Linked DNA regions of Homo sapiens: all the other regions are linked to region 2. A link is a contact called in ENCODE Hi-C or POLR2A ChIA-PET data. All regions are on one chromosome and are shown on one strand. Each heading gives the region's core, a stretch centred on a gene start or an enhancer-like site at or near the end of the contact. The rest is flanking DNA. Distances are from core to core; before and after follow the strand shown.

Region 1 (5,177 bases), core at 800-3,299, 250 kb before region 2:
CCTCCATGTTTGAGAGGAGCTTTATTTTGACAAAATGTAGGACAGCTGATGAGCCTGTAGATTTGACCCTCTGATGTTGTAAGTGAGGGTGCTTCTCCTTTAAATATCTGTATGGTCATCACTTTTCACCTAAGAGGGGATTGGGCGTTTTGAGCTGGGTGATGGGTAGTTAAGTCAGCAGCTTTCTGGACTCTGCACAATCACACAACCATTAGTAACACCACCAGAAATAAAATTCCTTTTTTTTTTTAGTTATTAAAATACATTTAATGCTTGGTATTGTGAGCATGCAGAAGAAAGAAAATAAGACTACAAAATGAAATAAGGGCTAGAATTTAAAGCCAATGTAAAGGAAATGTTCTAAATTGTGCAAGTGATTAACAGCCAGATGTTCCCCTATGATTCCGAACATGAGTCTCCAGTGCCAAGTTCCAGCCCGAAGTCTGTTGGACTCTCAGAGAAAATGTATAGTAACAAAAGCAGCCAAGACTTGCATGACGTCAGCTCTTATTTCTCCTTGAGTTTTTGTCCCGTGGATGTGAATCACTAAGAACACATGCATTCCTCAAGTTTTAGGAGATAAGGCAAAAAAAAAAAAATCTTAGAGATTTGCTTCAATTCGTATTTGAGCTTCATGGGATGCAAACATAGGAGACTAAAGCAGAAATGAGTATTGCTTCAGTAATCATGAGTCCACCCAGCTTAGTGAACAAAACAAGCGTTACCCTCCTAACCTTCCTGATAACAGGAATGTCTTGTTTGAAGTGTTTGGAGTCAGTGCATTTTACTGGCTGCCATTCAAAATATGTTTCAATTCTTAAAACTGAAACCCTGAACCTGTTCATTCATGTTTATTGCTTTAGTCTAATCTATTGTTTAGATTTTTCCCTATGCATATGGCTCAGAGCATCTTACACAATTTGCTTCAGAATTTTCACATCTATTGCTGTTGACTAAACACTCTAATTAAAGTGCCCAAATATGTACATACAAGAATATTTGTTGCAGAATTTTTAGGGTAAGGCTGAAATATTGCAAACAACCTACATAATTTTCAAAAAGAAGACAAATGAAATAAATTACAATTTATCCATAAAATAGAAATCTAGGCAGCCATGAGAATTATCTGTGATCTGTGGGCTTTTAGGGCTTCAAGGGGGGGATGTATGATATCTTATTTATAAGAAGGGAAAAGTGTGGCATATATGTAGACTTATATGTATTCAACTATACAGAATTTATGGAAAAATACAAACACTACATCTTAAATGCAGTTACCTTTGGGGAGGGTAGGAAGCATGATAAAAATTATCAATGCTCACCATGTAATCTTTACTTCTCAGACTGAACATTTTCATTAGAATACATTTGTTTCTTATCTGTATTATTATTTTAGGTGATATTTGAAAATTGAGTGAGAAAAGTCAGTCAGATGAGAGAGAAGAATACAGAGGGTAGGAAGAGACAGAGCAAATGACCTCAGCAACACAGAATCCAGATGGAGAGAAAATTGGGGGAAAGAGGTGGAAGATTTTGCTCATGGCATTGGCAGTGCCTGGCCTCTGAGGTGGGCTCTAGAACAAAGTCCTCCACTCCCTCTCATGTCTGGGGACATTCAACCATGTGAAAAGGTTTTCCAGGGAGGCATTTTCTCTGACCACCTGTTCTATACAGTACTGATAGGACAGCTTTCCCACGTACTGCCAGCAGCCCCGATCCAGAACTCAGCACTGCCCCTCCAGTCAGAATCAGAGGACCGAGGGGAAACATGCTCTCCTGTCCCTAATCACAAATGAAACTGTCTTTAGCATGAAGATATTCACTTGGTGAGAACTTAAGTCAACTGGACAAAGAGATGTAGGTCTCCAGTGCTCAGAGTGAATGTGTCTTTTGCAAAATCCCGAATGTGATTGCCCTGAGGCTGACATGGGGCCAGAAATGCCTGAGTCATCTCTACCTCTTCCTCTATGAAACCACATAATTGCCTCAGACTGAGCTCCCAATGCATTTAATTGTTTTGATCAAAGTCTTTCCCGGCGGTTCCTCAGAAGGAAGGATTGGGCCTGGAGGCCTACCCAGGGAGGGAGTCAGAGGCCGCCCACAGATGAACAATTCTATCTGTGTGTGCACCACCCTCCTACCAGACTTTGAAACCCTTCAACAAACAAGGGCTTTGGGATCCCCAAAATGAATCCCAAGCCCCTGGTTACAGAATCAACAAAGCGGGATGACAAATAAGGGAAAAGTTCAAATCTGGTAAACGTATCCCACAATTTGCAAGCAAAAAAATTGAGAACTATTTTTTTCAATTCCGCACACAATTAAGCATCATGTTTGCATTCAGTCTTGTTTTATGTTGGATTCCATCATGATGAGATTCGACACTCAGAGCTCGAGGTCTTTAATATCTTAATGTACCCTGTATCCCAGGACCTCAGATTACTGTCTAAGCCACTGCAAGGAAACATCAGCTCTGTCTGCCCTGGTGGGTCTTTCTTCATCTGGAGAGATAAAGAGATTGTTTAAGATTTGTGTTCAGAGACACATGGTGACACATGGTGGCGGAATTGGTTGAAGAGCATCTGTGACAAAAGGTGGAGAGATGGAGAACAGAGCAGGGTCCCCTCTTGGGAGGACCCAGTTATTGAAATTCCTTTTCTGCTGCTCTCTCCCCGCTTCAGCCTGGAGCATGGCAGGGATTCCTACCTGGATCCTTCTTTGATTATGGGGGAAGGTGCAGTCAGAGTTCACACCTGAAACCTTTTGACTCAAAGTCTTTTGATCCAAGGGACCAAAGAATGTTTGTCATCATTGCTGGAAGTGGAGCATAGGAGCAGGTGAATCCACACCTGGGTAAATGGCACTAGGGCTTACTCATGGGCTTATCCATGGAGCAGTTCTCCATGATGTCACAGATCTGGTTTCCACACCTGGGGGCTGGCTGACTGACTCTTTCCTGAGGGATAGATCAGATGTGGGTCCCAGAGAGAAACAAACCTGGCTGCCAACCTGGGGCCCTGTCAGAGCCCCATCCTGCAACCCCACAAATTCCTCCTCCATTCTGCTTGTTCATCACTCTTTCCTCACCTGAAACTCACTCTGAGCCTGAGCACACGTGGATGAGGATGCAGACAAGCCCCTGTGGGAAACGAATGGGGTCGGCAATGAGACTTATGTGCAGTCATCTGTTTCCTGCCTGGGGAATTTTCTAGGCTAGCTTTTGTTCTGGCTAAAGCTCAGCATTACTTTGGGGCTAATTCTTCTGGGATCAGGCTCATCGGGGTAGGGGCACTATTCCTGGGAGCTGGTCTTGGGCTCTCTGGAACCCAGGAAGGTGAAGGCATGCAAGGAAGCTCATAAAAGAGCCAAGATGAGAATCCAGGGAAGGGAGTGAGCTTCCTGGATGGGTGGAGGGCAAACTGGGACTGAGGTGCCACAGAGGCAATGAGGAAAACAGCGAGGGCCTGGGCTGAAAGCGGATGTCCAGATAGTAGTGTTAGGTATAGGCAAAGGTGGATATGCTGGGGCTGGGGTTGGAATTGAGATTGGGATCATCCTTACTAAAGGTTTGGCTTCTGTTTGCTGTGGCTTTGAAGCAGGCACAAGGAGAGTGGATGGGAGAGTGTCAGAGGATCTGAAATGGGGACTACGATTGAAGCTTGAAGCCCCTGTGAGCCTCTGGGAGGTTCTTTTATTGACCACAGCAAGATTGCAGAGTTCCCACTCCCAAATCTCTCCAGTGAGAACCAGATTGGACATGAGGACATGCCCTTGGCTGAAGGAGAGGAGCTGAGATGGTTTTAGGAGTACGATTGGGTGAACATAATTCATGCTTACTTGCTCTTAAATGTTTTCATTCCTCAACTTTAAATTTAAATGGTTGATATAGGTTGAATGTCCTCTCCAAATCTCATGTTGAAATATAATCACCAGTATTGGAGGTGGGGCCTGGCAGGAGGTGTTTGGGTCATGGGGAAGATCCCTCATAGCTTGGTGCTGTCCTCACAATAGTGGGTTCTTGCAAGATCTGGTCATTTAAAAATGTGTGACACTTCCTCTCAGTCTCATTCCCACTCTAGCCATGTGACATGCTTGCTCCTGCTTCACATTCTGCCATGAGTAACAGGTCACTGAGGCCTCACCAGAAGCCAACCAGATGCCAGCACCATGCTTCCTATATAGCCTGAAGAAGCATGAGCCAAATAAGCGTCTTTTCTCTGTAAATTACCTAGCCTTGGGTATTTCCTTATAGCAATGCAAAAGTGGCTTAATACACTGGTCCCTGAAGAAGTATTGGTACTTCTTTGGCTTTGAGTCTGCAGGAAAGTAGAGAGAGCTTTCATGGATGCTGGGAGTTGGGTGTTCCTAGTTATGGTTGCCAGTTTAGCAAATAAAAACATAAGAATGCCCACTTAAATTTGACATTCAGATAATTTAAACATTTTAGTATGTTTTGGGTAACACTTGGGACATACTTACACTAAATATTTCTTTGTTGCTCATCTGAAATTCAAACTTAACTAGAAGTCTTGTATTTTATCTGGCAGCTGGATTCCTTGATATATGGTGTCAAGATGTTTAAAGATCTTTGGCATCAGGCTTTCAAGAAGATGGTAGGTGCTGGCTCCCTGTGGCTTTACAAGCTCACGCTTCACCAGAAATCAAGAGAAAAAATCACCTGGCTGAGAGGGCCATGCTGAGCTAAGTTCCACTTTCAGCCTTAAGGGTCTCTCAGGGGCTACTTTGATGGGATTCTTTGGTTCTCACTTACTTTGCTTCATGGCCGTTTTGACATTCAAACCCACATACCCTCTGCCTGCTCCCAGGATTTTTTTCCAAACTCCTAGCAACTGGTTCCTGGCTGCTTCCATGGATCTTCTGACACATCACATTTTACCCTCTAGAGAGCAGCCCTGAGAAATATATCAATATAGGGCAAGAACTGGAGAGAAACAGATTCTACAGAAAATCCCCTAAGTGAGAAAGAGGCGTAATCATTGTGCTCCACATTTCTGTGGACAATATCCTGGGGCTAAGGCCCGGATTGGAATCTGACTCATTCTTTCTTGGAAAGGCTTTCAGCACATTTGCTTAATATCTGCAGAGGGATCTGTAGCAGCACCCAATAAATAAATGCCAGCCAGGCGCGGTGGCTCAGGCCTGTAATCCTAGCACTT
Region 2 (4,862 bases), core at 440-2,939:
GCTCCCTCCCTCCCTGGTTCAGGTGTGGAAGTACCCCAAGGTGTGGGAGGGCTTCATCAAGTGCTGCCAGCGCACAAAGCCCCAGAGCTTCCAGGTCATCCTGCAGCTGCCGCCCCAGCAGCTGGGAGCCGTCTTTGACAAGTGCCCAGAGCTCCGGGAGCCCCTGCTGGCCCATGTCCGCTCCTTCACCCCCCACCAGGTACCCCTTCCCCCCACCAGGTACCCTTTCCCCCCACCCAGGGTGTGCGGTGGGCGGCCCCCTGGGTCCCTCTGGTTGGTGGGGACTGGATGGAGGCGGACACAAGAAGGCCCTGCACTGCTGGGAGTTCTGGAGGGTTAGGGCCCCCGGACCTGAGGTGTGCAAATGGGGTCTCTGTGCCAGAGCTGCCCCCAGCGCCCCCTTCCTGCTCTCCACCCAGCAAGCTCACATCCCTAACTCCATCATGACCATCTTGGAGGCCAGCGGCAAGCAGGAGCCAGAGGCCAAGGAGGCGCCTGCGGGGCCCTTGGAGGAGGTGAGGGCCCTGCAGCCCACCCATCTGGATCCCCAGACTCCCACCCCCTACCCCAAGCCAGCAAGGCTCACCATGGCCTCCTCCTGACCCCGAGAGACTCAGGCCACCCCTGCCTCTGGGCCACCCGTCTCCCAGGGGATGCTCCTGCTGGGAGTTGGGGGTCTGGGGGACAACTGCCCCTTCCTCCCCATGCTCTTGGTGAAGAACTCAAAGACCACCTCAGGGTGGTTCCTTCTCTTTCCGGCCGTCCTCTGAGCCACCCACCTCTGAGCTTCTGTGTGGCCCTCCCTATCCCCAGGATGATCTGGAGCCCCTGACCTTGGCCCCGGCCCCAGCACCCCGGCCCCCTCAGGACCTCATCGGCCTGCGACTGGCCCAGGAGAAGGCCTTAAAGCGGCAGCTGGAGGAGGAACAGAAGCTGAAGCCGGGAGGAGTGGGAGCCCCCTCCTCTTCCTCCCCCTCTCCCTCTCCGTCGGCCCGGCCAGGCCCGCCCCCGTCTGAGGAAGCCATGGATTTCCGGGAGGAGGGGCCTGAGTGCGAGACCCCGGGCATCTTCATCAGCATGGATGACGACTCGGGGCTGACCGAGGCCGCGCTGTTGGACTCTAGTCTCGAGGGCCCCCTACCCAAGGTAGGGAGAGCAGCCTCCGCTGCGAAGGAAGAAGCCGGATCTGGGCCGGGGTGAAGGTGGGGGAGGAGGGGCCATCAGGGGGCAGGGCCTGAAGGGGAGCGTGGAGGTGACCGCGCCCTCCACCCGGCTGCCCTTTCCTTCCCCGGTCACCAGGAGACGGCAGCGGGCGGGCTGACCTTGAAGGAGGAGCGGAGCCCCCAGACCCTCGCACCTGTTGGAGAAGATGCTATGAAGACTCCCAGCCCGGCTGCCGAGGACGCCAGGGAACCCGAGGCCAAGGGGAACAGCTGACGGGGCTCGAGGGGGAAAGGGGGTGGGACAGGGACTCGGGGCTGGGGGACGGGGCGGGGCTTGACCTGCGGGTGCTTTGCCTTAAAAAGAAATAAAAGATGTGAACTTGGGCAAGTTACTGAAAAGAAAAAAAAAAAGGGATGGCGGGCCTGGGGCGCGGGTGCCGTCTCGAGTCTGGCGCGACGTCCACCGTGGGGCTGCGCGGGATCGGGAGTGCGCGCCCAGAGCCTGCGCGGAACCCACCCTGGCCCGCTCCCCGCGCCCTCCACGGGTAACGGCCCCCTCTCTCGGTGCTCAGAAACCGGCGGTGTCGACAGGTGGCTCTCGCTTGGCCTCCTTGTCTGCAAGCCTTTCTCCTAGAGATCTGTGCCTCCTGGCGAACCATGGGAGACCTGCCGCCCTACCCTGAGCGCCCTGCCCAGCAGCCTCCGGGCCGGAGGACTTCTCAGGCCTCCCAGAGGCGGCACAGTCGGGACCAAGCTCAGGCCCTGGCAGCGGACCCCGAGGAGAGGCAGCAGATACCTCCAGACGCCCAGCGAAACGCCCCTGGTTGGTCACAGAGGGGCAGCCTGTCCCAACAGGAGAACTTGCTGATGCCCCAGGTCTTCCAGGCTGAGGAAGCCCGGCTGGGTGGCATGGAGTACCCATCTGTGAACACGGGCTTTCCCTCAGAGTTCCAGCCTCAGCCTTACTCTGATGAAAGCAGGATGCAGGTCGCCGAGCTCACCACCAGCCTAATGCTGCAGCGGCTCCAGCAGGGCCAAAGCAGCCTGTTCCAGCAACTGGACCCCACCTTCCAGGAGCCCCCAGTCAACCCCTTGGGCCAGTTCAACCTCTACCAGACAGACCAGTTCTCTGAAGGTGCCCAGCACGGGCCTTACATAAGGGATGACCCTGCCCTTCAGTTCTTGCCCTCTGAGCTGGGCTTCCCACACTACAGTGCCCAGGTGCCTGAGCCCGAGCCTCTGGAGCTGGCCGTGCAGAACGCCAAGGCCTACCTGCTGCAGACCAGCATCAATTGCGACCTCAGCCTGTGAGCAGGGGCTAGGAGTGGGGCGGGTGGGGGACCCAGGCAGGGAGGGGCCCCACCCGAAGTGCCTGCCTCAGTCAGTCAGACAAGGGATCATCCCTCATGGAAAACCAGTGACTCTAATTCAGCTGAGTCGGAATCAATGCCAACAACAGCTAGCATTCACTTCCCAGACATGTGCTGGCACTGCACACACTCACCTAATTCTCACCGGAGATGAGCACATCAGCTCATCCTACTTTACAGAGGAGGAGACCGAGACACAGAGAAGTTGGGTCGCTTACCCAAAACTACACAGCTAGGATATGGCAGAGTCAGGATTCCAGAACACGTGATTTGGCTCCCCAAGCCCTCTTGCTTTTTTTTTCCCCCAGACATAGTCTCACCCTGTCACCCAGGCTGGAGCACAGTGGCGTGGTCTTGGCTTAGGGCAACCTCTCCTTCCCAAGTTCAAGTGATTCTTCTGCTTCAGCCTCCCGAGTAGTTGGGGTTACAGGCGCGCTCCACTTCACCCAGCTAATTTTTGTATTTTTAGTAGAGGCAAGATTTCACCATGTTGCCCAGGCTAGTCTCAAACTCGACCTCAAGTGATCCGCCCATCTCAGCCTCCCAAAGTGCTAGGATTGCAGGCATGAACCACCGTGCCCAGCCCTCCTGAGACCCTCTTATCCTGCAACTAAACCTCCCTGCCTGAGGAAGATACTTGCCAAAGCCACTTAGCTACAGTCACAAAACACTGCTCTCAGCCTCCATTAGATACCCAGGATGCTCTCATTCTAGGAGAGTGGACAAGAAACAGAAAAAGTGATAAACTGAAGCTAAGGACTCAGGTGAAAAATAAGGGAGGCTAAGAGGGCTAGGGAACACATGAAATAGTGGGGGTCCAACCAGGTGCGGTGGCTCACGCCTGTTATCCCAGCACTTGAGGAGGCCAAGACGGGCGGATCACCTGAGGTCAGGAGTTCGAGACCAGCCTTGCCAACATGGCGAAACCCTGTCTCTACTAAAAAATACAAAAATTATCAGGGCATGGTAGCATGGGCCTGTAATCCCAGCTCCTCGGGAGGTTGAGGCAGGAGAATCACTTGAACCCGGGCGGCAGAGGTTGCAGTGAGCCGAGATCGTGCCACTGCACTCCAGCCTGGGCAACAGAGCGAGACTCCATCTCAAAAAAATAAATTGTGTGGGTCAGTGAAGGCCTGTCCAAGGAGGTGACATTTGATTAGGGCCCTGAAGGAGTCGAGGGAGAGCATCTTGCAGATGACCGGAGGAAGAGTGAGCCAGGCAGAGCACACTGCAAATGCAAAGGCTCTGAGGCTTGCTGTTTTTGAGGAGCAGTAAGGAGGGGCTGGTGTGTCTGGAACCAAGGGAGGAAGAGGGAGAGCGGGAGAAATGAGGTTGATGAAGTAATGGTTCTTATTAAAGCACAAAGCTGGCCGTGTCCCTCCAATGCTCAGAACCTGCTATGGCTCCCCATTGCCCACAGGGGGAAGCTCAGACTCCTCACCACAACCTTCAAGGCTCCTGGCCTGAGACATATAAGGCCTTGCTCATGCCTGTGATCCCAGCACTTTGGGAGGCTGAGGCAGACAGATAACTCGAAGTCAGGAGTTCAAGACCAGCCTGGCCAACATGGCAAAACCCTGTCTCTACTAAAAATACAAAAAGTTAGCCAGGCGTGGTGGCACACGCCTGTGATCTCAGCTACTCGGGAGGCTGAGGCAGGAGAATCACTTGAACCGGGAGGCAGAGGCTGCAGTGAGCCAAGATCGTGCCAGTGCACTCCAGCCTGAGCAACAGAGCGAGACTCTGTCTCAAACAAACCAACAAACAAAAGGCCTTACGTGGTTCAGCCCCTGGCCGCTGACCAAACTTGATTTCTAGTCACTACCTGCTCCTTCCTCGGATCCTAGAATCTAGTCAGAATTAACCTCTGGCTATTCCCCAAGTGCCAGCTCTTCAGAGCTTCAGGCTCTCTTCCTGAGAAGCCCTAGCCAAAGTCTCACCTCTTCTTACCCTTCCCAACTTCCATGATGGCCCAACACCACACCCAAGACTGCCAACAAAACAGCTTCCGCAAAGCAAAAGGTGACACATACATGCTTGGAAATCAGACCAACTTGGTTTCAAAGGCTGACTGTGGCCGGGCCTGGTGGCTCACGCCTGTAATCCCAGCAGTTGGGGAGGCTGAGGCAGGCAGATCACTTGAGTCCAGGAGTTTGAGACCAGCCTGGGCAACATGGCAAAACCCCATCTCTACAAAAAGTACAAAAATTAGCCAGGCATGTTGGCACACGTGTAATCCCAGCTCTGGGGAGTCTGAGGTGGGAGAATCACTTGAACCCGGGAACCAGAGGTTGCAGTGAGCCAAGACCGAGCCACTGCACTCCAGCCT
Region 3 (4,975 bases), core at 2,476-4,975, 170 kb after region 2:
TTCTTGCCCCAGCCTCCTCCTTGCAAGTCCCCAACCCCCTCCCTTGCTGAAGATCCCCCTTTTCTCTCCCTCAGCAGGACCCTGACCCAAGAGCAAGGTCCCTGGTCCCCAAAACCTAGATCCCAGCCCCCCATCCACTTGGATCCTTCTGTACTCCCGAGGTGGCTAGACGGAGAGGAGAGAAGGGGGCAGAACCCGAAGGAACCTGGGATTGGAAGGGGGAACGGCCTGGGGGTCGATTGGGCCTGGAACTCTGCCCTTTCTCTCTCCCCTCAAGCTTCTGGAATGCTCCCCTATCTCCATAGCAGGGGGACAGACAGAGGGGGTGGGGGTGGATTTGGTGTTGAGTTGAGGGCAGAGTGTGGGACTGGAAAGGGACGGCCAGAGGACTTTGCTTCTAGGATACCTCCCAAATCCTCTGGCCCTGGCCCTCCCATGCATTAGCACCATCCCTTCTCCCTAGACAAATGGGTGTGATACCAGAAGGACCACTGTGGGTGTCGGGCTCAGGTGAGGGGAGATAGGAGAAGAGGGGAGTTGGGAGGGAAAAGTGGGAAGTGAGGCCTGGTCTCTGGGAAAAGGCTGAGGATGGGGGGATGGTCAGGAGGGAGCGGAGGGCTTGAGTCACAGGGATGGGGATGGTGGAGGTGTGGGGGTTGGTAGGATGGGCTGGCCAAGGCCTGACAGTGCAGCTGGCCTCTCTGGGTGGGGCAGAAGGGTCAAGATGAAAGCACCTCTATTAACTCAGTTTGGAGGTTCAGTCCTCTGGGCACACACCCTAGTGCCAGGGACCACTGGAATTGGCAGGGGACCCAGAATGCTTATTTTGTCCTCCTCTGTCCCTCTAAGAGCCAGAATGACAGGGTGGCCATTCCTGTTGAGTATGGGTTCTTCCATTGAACGGCTGTGTGTCCGTGTAACAAGTAACGTCACCTTTCTGGGCTTCAGTAACCTTCCTCCTCCTCTCCTCCTAAAATGGATTATGCTACTACAACTACTAGAGTTGCCAAAAGCATTAGGTATCATAAAAATAGTTAATCCTATTCTGGATTTATCGAGCATCAACATGAGCCGGGAACGTGCTAAATGTTTTGCGTGAGCAGTGCCTGGCACATGTAAGCTCACAGTAACAGATGCCATTTTTCTGGTCGTATAATTAATGGTAGGTAGGACCAGGCTGAGCACAGGAGGTGATTGGGTCCCCAGCCCCCACCTACGGGCTGAGTGATCTTTGGCGTGTCTCTGCACACTCCTACTAGCCTCCTTCCTTAGTTTCCCGTCTGCAAAACGTGATGCCAACAAGACCCCTAGAGGTTTCCCCCTGTTACGAGTTCTAAGTCCTGACGGCTCACTCCTTCTGACCTCAGGAGGCTCCCACCTCCCTCTGCAGGTCCAGGCACCGGACCTGGGAGGCGCTGAGTGGGGGGCAGGGCGGGCAAGCCTCGGCAGGCGATTGGGCTACGAAGGGAAGGAGGGAGGAGCGGCGGCTGCACTGCGGAGCCCAGAGGGCCAGCTGCGCGGCCTGTGGACGCGGGATGGCAGGGGCGAGCTCCACGCCCTGTCCCCGTCTAAGCTACCACCTTTACTTCCACCAGGCTGGGAACCAGGGCTTCCTTGGTTGTGGTCAGCAATGAGTCTGGGTATGAGTATTCTGCGGGAAAAGGGGGAGAGGGGCCACTTCGGTCTCCGCCCCTCCCACTTTGGGAAAATGAGCGGGGTTGGGGGGGCGACTCGGGGAGTCATTTTGGCTGCACCCATAGGCTGGAGAGCCAAATCTGGGGCGCGGGGTACAGAGGCGAAATAAAGAAGGGGAACAGAAAAGAGGAATGCCTGCTGGGGAAGAGTTTGGTTGTCAATCCGGTCTGCATCTCCCTTGGGTCTTCTGGGTCTGCCATGCGCTGCCTGCAACCCCCAAGTCCGCCGCCAGGGGCCGCCGAAGCTCTGTCCTTGCAGCTGGCTCTAGGGTCGAACCCCAGGGTGAGGAGAGGAGGGGAAACGGGGAGGCTAGGCATGACCTTTTGGCTTGGAAAGTCTTAGAAACAGTGAAGAGACGTTGGTATTCATAACAGAATCTTCGTCGGAGGATGTTGGGGATCAATTCTAGAACTTTAGTGTCATTAGGAGTAGGTTGGTGTCATTTTGCAAATGCTCTTATCACTCATAGATACTTAACGTCTTAGTCATAAAATCAAAGAATCTTTTTTTTCTTTTTCTTTTTTCTTTTTTTTTTTTTTGAGACGGAGTCTCGCTTTGTGGCCAGGCTGGAGTGCAGTGGCGCGATCTTGGCTCACGGCAACCTCCGACCCCCCGGGTTCAAGCGATTCCCGTCTCAGCCTCCGGAGTAGCTGGGACTACAGGCACGCGCCACCACGCCCGGCTTTTTTTTAAATTTTATTTTATTTTTAATTTAATTTTATTTTAGTAGAGACGGGGTTTCACCATGTTGGCCAGGATGGTCTCGATCTCCTGACCTCGTGATACGCCCGCCTCGGCCTCCCAAAGTGCTGGGGTTACAGGCGTGAGCCACTGCGCCTGGTCACGTCTTAGTCATAGCATCTTAAAGCCAGAGCGAGAGGCTCCTGGGTTCACAGACTCTTAGAAAATAAGAGGGAAGGGACTTCCCCAAGGTCACACGGCCAGCGCGCTGTGGCAGAGAGGAGTGTGCGGATGGGTTGGAGAGCTGTGGGGATTTCCTTCCCCCTTCAGAGTCCTCTTCCTTGGCTCATGTCCAAGTGTCCCAGCCCCAGGTAGCGGGACAGGAAAGGGGCGTGGCTGGCCCCCCGCTTAGACCCAGGAAGGCGGGAGGGACCCCTTGGGCACTGGAGCTCCTGGGTGGCCCTGCAGCCGGCACTCCCCCGTCTTCCAGATGACAATTTGTCGGGCACGAGCGGTATGGAAGTGGACGACCGCGTGTCGGCGCTGGAGCAGCGGCTGCAGTTACAGGAAGACGAGCTGGCGGTCCTAAAGGCGGCGCTGGCGGATGCTCTGCGTCGCCTGCGGGCATGCGAAGAACAGGGAGCGGCGCTACGCGCGCGGGGCACCCCCAAGGGCCGGGCGCCTCCGCGCTTAGGCACCACTGCCTCGGGTATCCCCGTTAGACTGGAGGGGTGGGATGGGGAGGACCGGGGCCTGGTCCTTATACTCACCCTCTTCTGTCCCCTAACCCCATCCCTCCAGTGTGTCAGCTCTTGAAAGGCCTTCCCACCAGGACGCCCCTTAATGGCTCGGGACCCCCGCGGCGCGTGGGTGGCTATGCCACGTCCCCATCCTCTCCCAAGAAGGAGGCGACCTCCGGGCGCAGGTAAGGCACAAGGCCGGGACCCCCAGCCTCTTCCAAGACCTCGTGGGAGACAGAGGTGGTTTGTTTGCCTGAGCTCCAGCAGCAGAGGGTGCAGGGAGAATCTCGCTTGCTCACGGCACTCGCCTGCTGGCCTAGAAGGCTCTGCCCCCACCTGTGTGCTCTCTTTTAGCAGTGTCCGCCGCTACTTGTCACCAGAGCGCCTCGCCTCGGTGCGCCGTGAGGACCCCCGCAGCCGGACCACATCCTCCAGCAGCAACTGTAGCGCCAAAAAGGAAGGGTAAGGACTGGGGCGGCGTCAAGCCGCAGAAAGAGATAGGGAGGAAATGGTCGAGAAATGTAGTCATGCCCCAGGCCACGAGGTCGTAACCTAGAGTGGGGCCAGCTAGTTCAAAAGCGGGGACGGTGCCAGAGCCTTGGAGGGACCAATCTTGAGGTGGCACGGTAACAGTGGAAGGTCTGGGAGGGCGGAGTCAATATTGAGGGGCGTGGCCAGAGTTTTTAGAAGCTGGACGGTCAGGTCTACTGGGTGAGGAAGTCAGGGAGGAGCTTGGCTTATGGGCGTGGTTATTAAGGTACAGGAGAGGCCCCGTTGAGTTTCAGGGATGAAGTCAAGGCAGCAGCCACAGAGTTTCTACAAGGAAAGAGGGAGTCTGAGGAATTTAAGGGTGCAGCCACAGTGTTCGCCTGGGCGAAATTAAAATCTGGGGTACGGAGTAACAGAGGCTGAGACCAGGTGGAGGCATTCCAGATTCCAGAAGCTTTGACATCAAAATCGGGGGGCACTGCCAGGTTGAAAAGGGCGTGGCTTAAAGGTTGGGCGGGGCCGTAGGGGCGTGGTCAAATGCCAAGAGGTGCAGCCAACTTGGAGGCCTCGAAGGTATTCACATAAGGAATACGTGAAAATGGACGTAATCAGAATGCCTGGCGGGCCGGAGAAGGAGCGTTGGCGGGAGGTAGCAGTCAATTCTCAAGCAACTGAGTCAACTCAGGGACAGGGTTAGAAGGGAGGCTCAGAATGACAGGCGTGGTCAACTCCAGAGGCGGGGCCATACTGAAGATCTGGACAGAGTCAAAAACTAAGGCTATATAATTCTAGCAGTTTGGGAGGCGGAGGCGGGAATCATCGCTTGAGCTCAGGAGTTCGAGACCAGGCTGGGCAAAATAGCGAGCCCTCGTCTTTACTAAAAATGAAAATAAATTAGGCCTGGCGCGGTGGCTCACGCCTGTAATCCCAGCACTTCGGGAGGCCTAGGCGGGTGGATCACAAGGTCAAGAGATCGAGACCATCCTGGCCAACATGGTGAAACCCCCTGTCTATTAATAATACAAAAATGGGCGTGGTGGCGCGTGCCTGTAGTCCCAGCTACTCGGGAGGCTGAGGCAGGAGAATCACTTCAACCCGGGAGGCGGAGGTTGCAGTGAGCTGAGATCGCGCCACTGCACTCCAGCCTGCTGACAGAGCAAGACTCCGTTAAACAAACAAACAAAAAACAAAAAACAAAAAACAAAAAAAAAAAGAGAGAGAAAGAAAATAGCCGGGCGTGCTGGCCTTCGCTTGTAGACCCAGCTACTTGGGAGGCTGCGGCAGGAGGCTCACTTAAGCCTAGGAAATTCGAGGTTTCAGTGAGCCATGATCACGCCATTGCACTCCAGTTTGGTCGACAGAGCCACACC
Region 4 (5,084 bases), core at 136-2,635, 140 kb before region 2:
TCTGCCTCCCCCATCCCCCAGCTCTTCCCCCATCCTCTCCAAAAAGCCCAGAGGCCAACGCTGCAGGCTTTCAGGGGTTGCCATGACAACAGGGCCTCGTCCCTCGTCCCCCTGGGGGTGGGCTGAGGACCCGGCCAGCCAGACCGATAAGGGGGTTCCAGTTACTGTGGCAACCGTTGCAGGCCTGAGCTCTCTGCTTCCAGAAGGGGAGGGGGGCGGAGTGAGTGAATGGTTGCCAAAGCAACCAGGGAACCGCAAGAACTGAGAAGAGGCAGCTGAGCCCTGTCTCCCCTGCCCAGGGCTGCTGTGGGCATCGCAAAACATTTAAGCATCATTCTTCCATCCCTAGAGGTTGTTTTAGGGGAGGGAGATGAAGTGCAGATTATAAAACAGGATGGCACTCATTCTCCCAGCTGCCCATCATGGCCTGCCAGCCCATGCCCGCTCCCCCAGGCTCACCGTGTGATCAGTCAGGTCCACTCTCTGGACCTCAGCTTGCCTCTTCCATTAAATGGGGCCTGTCTCTCAGGAATGTTCCCATTCCTGTCTCATGAGTGTGCCCTCTCTCTCCCTTGCTCAACAGGAACCACAGAGCGGGTATGCCTAGTACAGGGCACGGCAGAGGCCTTGAATGCTGTGCACAGCTTTATTGCCGAGAAGGTCCGAGAAATCCCACAAGCGATGACCAAGCCTGAGGTGGTCAACATCCTTCAACCCCAAACCACGATGAACCCCGACAGAGCCAAGCAGGTCAGCTGGGGCAGAGACTGGGTTGCTGTAAAGCTGTTGACATTCACAAAGAAACATTCCTCCCACATCACTGCTTACTGTGAGGTTCAATGGGACAAAGCTGATAAAAATCTCATCAGTCAAAGACCACATGGTAGTGGTTAGTATTATTTTTAGGGAGTCAGCTCTAATAGAATAGAAAGGACTCCAGAACATTTAGAGTGGGCTTGATTCAGAGAGGGAGTGAAGGTCTGGGAGAATGTGGCATGATTCCCTATTGTTCGATCCTTTCTTCCTAGGATTCTCTAGTTCCTCTTCTCTCTTCCACCTCATCCCATTGTCTCTCTGAACGACCTGCCTCCCACTTCCTGCTATCACCGGAAGTGACCTCAGTGACAGTTCAGCCACATCCAGAAGAGTTTACAAATGGCCTCTCATCCTCCTTCCCTCCATAATTAACGTATGGGGGTAGAGGTGGTGTTTCATTAGCGAGAGAAGAGGTGGGTCCCTCTCCTACACAGCCCTCTCCAGGAAGGAATGGAAGGGGGAAGGCAGCGCCCCTCCGTTGCCTCAGTTACGGGGAAGCAGTGGCATAGGGGCGTGGCAGGGAGTGGCCAATCGCTTCCCGGGCCTGTCCGGTTGCCATGACGACGGCGCTCACGGGGCAGGTGGGCTCCCCTCAAAGCTGCAGGCAGCGCTGTCCGGACCCGGAAGTGCGTAAGGGAACGGAAACGCGGGGCTGGCTCCCGTTTTCTCTCCCGTCCCCACTCCCCTATGCATGCGTACTCCGTGCAATGGGGCGAGAACCCCTGGGCTGACGGGAGGGCCCCTTGCGAGGGCTCGTTAACGTCTACCTAGAGGCAAAGACAGGAGAGAGGGAGTCCGTAAAATCTGGAATTCTTGGGTCCTGTCGTTGCCCTGAGGTGGGGCAGAGCACAGGCCTGAGTTCCCCTAAGCTCATGGGGAAATGGTGGGCGGAGAAGCCTGGAGGAGAGCTGCAGGGTGGAGCGCTCCCAAAAAAGACCGCAGGGCTTGGGGCGTGTAGCGCGGACGCTGTCCTTGGTGCTGAAGCTCCTCGCTCCCCGCCAGGTTTCTCCCGAATCCCTTCCCACCAGCAGCGCACAAGTTATTCACAGTTTACAGGGAGGCGAGGGCATTGCCTCTTCCCTCCGCCTTGGTCGTGGCCACAAGGGACTCAGGGTTCATCAGGAGTTTGTGAATGTTGCAAGGAAAATGGGGTCAGCACCATCTGTGCCTGAGCCTTCTACCCCCTCCCCCTAATCCACAGGAGCTCTGAGACAGTGGAGTCGAAAGGTTATAGAACCAGGATTTATTCCCTGCCTTATTACTCGAGTGTTCCAAAGACTGAGGGAGATCATAGCTGAAAACTCAGGCTCTGGGCTCTGTTGTTTAGTTGAATCCTTCTCCGTACAGTACTTACGTCCTATGTGACCTTGAGCAAGTGACTTTGATTTCTCCAATCCTCATTTTTCTCACCTGTAAAATGAGATTCATTATGATGCCTCCTTAAGGGTGATGGTTAGTGTTCGTTGATGTTTGAAAAGCACATAGCTTATGTGTATAATGCATAGAAAGTTAGCCCCAAAAATGTTCTCTGTTGTTATTATGGGATTTTTGAGTCAGGAAACAGGTCTACTTCTTTTCTGCCTTGGACTTGCAGTGTTACTCAGAGCCCCTTTCCTTCTGTAGACCTCAGTTTCTCTTTTATTACAGTGCAGCAGCTGGGCCAAACCAGGGATTATAAATTAAATAACTAAAGTATTGAAAAAGGTAACAAAAGCCTTGAGGGTTGTTGCTCTCTGGAGAGGGTATGCCATCTTTAAAGGGAGAAGCTGCCACTCAAATCCACCGAATTATTGCACTTTGGGAACATGAACATAGTGCTACCACATCTTCCAAATTTTTCAAAAGAAGCCATAAATTTTTTAGATCAACTGACTTTAAAATGCTTTATTATTATTATTATTTAATATATATTAGTCTGAGGCAGAGTCACACTCTGTCACCCAGGCTGGAGTGCAGTGGTATGATCTAGGCTCACTGGAGCCTCGACATCCCAGGCTCAAGCGATCCTCCCACCTCAGCCCACTGAATAGCTGGGACTACAGGTGAACACGACCACGCCTGGCTAATTTTTTTTTCTTTTCTTTTTTTTTTTTTTGAAACGGAGTTTTGCTCTTGTTGCCCAGGATGGAGTACAATGGCCTGGTCTCAGCTCACTGCAACCTACAACTCCCGGGTTCAAGTGATTCTCCTGCCTTGGCCTCCCAAGTAGCTGGGATTACAGGCACCTGTTACCATGCCTGGCTAATTTTTTGTATTTTTAGTAGAGATGGGGTTTCACCATGTTGGCCAGGCCAGTCTCGAATTCCTGACCTCAGGTGATCTGCCTTCCTTGGCCTCCCAAAGTGCTGGGATTACAGGCATGAGACACTGCGCCCGGCCCCTGGCTAATTTTTGTATTTTTTGTAGAGACAGGATTTCACCATGTTGCGGGCTGTTCTCTAACTCCTGGACTCAAGCAATCCACCCGCCTCAGCTCCCCAAAGTGCTGGGATTACAGGCGTGAGCCATTGCGCCAGGCCAACTCTGCTTTTAAAACACTATGAAGGTCAAAAAAACATGTATGGCTGTAGGCTGACTGGGGCCTGAGGATCACCAGATTGCCACTTCTGGGTTATACCAGTGGCTCTCACCCCTAGCTGATATCTGAGTCATCTGGGTAGCTTAAAATGCAGATTCATGGGTCCTGTCCAGAACCACTGAATCAATATTTCTGGTAAGGCTTAGGAATCTGAGCATAAACTCTGGCCCGGGATCAGATCCTGACTCTACTGCTCATTACCTGTGAAAGAACTTGTGCAAGTTCTTTCTTTGTGCCTCCATTTCCCAATCTAGAAAATGGGGTAATAATAACACCTATCTTAGGGTTGTGGTGGAACCTAGATAAGTTACTCTATTAAACTGTTAGCTGTTGATGCTGCTTTTGTTGTTATTGTTGGTGGTGGTAGTAGTAGTATTTGCAAATTTCCATGGGCTTGCAAATCACTGGGGCAGATGGTCTCTGGTCCTTCTGGCTCTAAAACTTCAACAGTTCTATGGCTCTGTGATTCCAAGATTCTAAGCATGTATTATCTAAGATTCTACTGTTCTAATGTCCTGGGATTCCAAGATTCTATGAGTCTGCATCTGCAGATCTTTCTAAGATGCTGTAGTTCTACAATTCAGGGTCTATCATGAAGGCAGCTGCCATTGGCTTAGCGCTTCCCATGTGCCAGGCACTGGGCATCACTTTAGTCATTGAATGTTTCCCATAACAGGCCGGGAGCAGTGGCTCATGCCTGTAATTCCAACACTTTGAAAGGCCGAGGTGGGTGGATCACCTGAGGTCAGGAGTTCGAGACCAGCGTGGCCAACATGGCAAAACCCCATCTCTACTAAAAATACAAAAAAATTAGCCGGGCATGGTGGTGCACACCTGTAGTCTCAGCTATTCAGGAGGCTGAGGCAGAAGAATCGCTTGAACCTGGGAGGCGGAGGCTGCAGTGAGCCGAGATCGCGCCACTGCACTCCAACCTGGGTGACAGAGCAAGACTGTAAAAAAAAAAAAAAAAAGAATGTTTCCAATAATAATATAGGGTAGGTGTGGTTATGCTAATACTGGAGATGAGAAAGGTAAGGCACAGAGAGGTGAAGGCATTTGCCTAAGGTCACACAGTTACTAAAGAATAAACTAGGAGGCTGGACGTAGTGGCTCATGCCTGTAATCTCAGCACCTTGGGAAGCCGAGGTGGGCGGATTACTTGAGGCCAGGAGTTCAAGACCAGCCTGGCCAACATGGTGAAACCCCATCTCTACTAAAAATACAAAAATCAGCCAGACATGGTGGCAGGCGCCTGTAATCCCAGCTACCCCAGCGGCTGAGGCAGGAGAATCACTTGAACCTGAGAGGCAGAGGTTGCAGTGAGGCAAGATCGCACCACTGCACTCCAGCCTGGCTGACAGAGCAAGACTTTGTCTCAAAAAAAAAAAAAAAAAAACAACCTACGATTTGGACCTTGCTGTGTTGTAGAAACAGCAACCCTGCTGACTGAGTGACTCCAGAGAGCAGGCTTCCAGTGTCTCACTGAATATTTGCACAAATCGTATGGATCGGGAATAGTATGCCCATTTTACAGATGTGGAAAAAGAGGCTCTGAGAAGTAAAGGGACTTTCACAGGCCACCAGCTAGGAGGTGGAAGAGGTAGAAATTTTCTTAAAACCTAACTTTATTTTTCCCACATGATTAACCCCTTGTCCTCAAACCTTTTCTTGGCCAATCTATCCTTCCTTC

The links. A loop is a pair of places that touch in the nucleus more often than their neighbours do. ChIA-PET counts read pairs that join two places held with the same protein, here RNA polymerase II (POLR2A). Pooled maps may share reads with other maps.
Region 1: a loop to region 2 is called in a map of MCF 10A, with 11 times the contacts of the local background. The contact joins the enhancer-like site here to the promoter of RSPH6A in region 2. A Hi-C loop is called at or near these places in 6 of 168 maps with a recorded cell type or tissue (HCT116, HepG2, K562 and 3 more), 3 of 37 single-sample maps with no recorded cell type and 14 of 50 pooled maps. POLR2A ChIA-PET finds 5 or more read pairs at or near these places in 1 of 52 experiments (IMR-90).
Region 3: a loop to region 2 is called in a pooled map, with 4 times the contacts of the local background. The contact joins the promoter of EML2-AS1 here to the promoter of RSPH6A in region 2. A Hi-C loop is called at or near these places in 3 of 50 pooled maps. POLR2A ChIA-PET finds 5 or more read pairs at or near these places in 4 of 52 experiments (B cell, WTC11, activated CD4-positive, alpha-beta memory T cell and 1 more).
Region 4: a loop to region 2 is called in a pooled map, with 2.6 times the contacts of the local background. The contact joins the enhancer-like site here to the promoter of RSPH6A in region 2. A Hi-C loop is called at or near these places in 1 of 50 pooled maps. POLR2A ChIA-PET finds 5 or more read pairs at or near these places in 4 of 52 experiments (H1, HepG2 and WTC11).

The regions. Positions count from the first base shown.
Region 1 is chr19:46,065,568-46,070,744 of GRCh38, reverse strand. It overlaps a transcript of IGFL4 not described here. Among named protein-coding and RNA genes, the nearest start is that of IGFL4, 27 kb to the right of the region's middle. Within about 2 kb of position 2,049, at least 3 of the 41 ENCODE cell types and tissues checked have a DNase peak (open chromatin) inside an H3K27ac peak, as active enhancers do; they include PC-9, where a contact is called at or near this core.
Region 2 is chr19:45,812,135-45,816,996 of GRCh38, reverse strand. It overlaps RSPH6A (radial spoke head 6 homolog A), which reads left to right and starts at 1,689. Exons shown (of 6, transcript NM_030785.4): 1 at 1,689-2,470. The coding sequence starts at 1,821. It overlaps SYMPK (symplekin scaffold protein), which reads left to right. Exons shown (of 27, transcript NM_004819.3): 24 at 23-199; 25 at 420-515; 26 at 814-1,146; 27 at 1,300-1,587. The coding sequence ends at 1,437. RefSeq lists an enhancer at 1-15.
Region 3 is chr19:45,640,244-45,645,218 of GRCh38, reverse strand. EML2-AS1 (EML2 antisense RNA 1) reads right to left here and starts at 3,725. Exons shown (of 2, transcript NR_130729.1): 1 at 3,453-3,725; 2 at 2,379-2,994. It also overlaps a transcript of EML2 not described here. RefSeq lists enhancers at 1,689-1,738, 1,829-1,878, 2,469-2,728, 1,886-2,737, 3,259-3,318 and 2 more.
Region 4 is chr19:45,949,446-45,954,529 of GRCh38, reverse strand. It overlaps NOVA2 (NOVA alternative splicing regulator 2), which reads left to right. Exons shown (of 4, transcript NM_002516.4): 3 at 584-750. Among named protein-coding and RNA genes, the nearest start is that of NOVA2, 22 kb to the left of the region's middle. RefSeq lists an enhancer at 1,048-1,995. Within about 2 kb of position 1,385, at least 2 of the 41 ENCODE cell types and tissues checked have a DNase peak (open chromatin) inside an H3K27ac peak, as active enhancers do.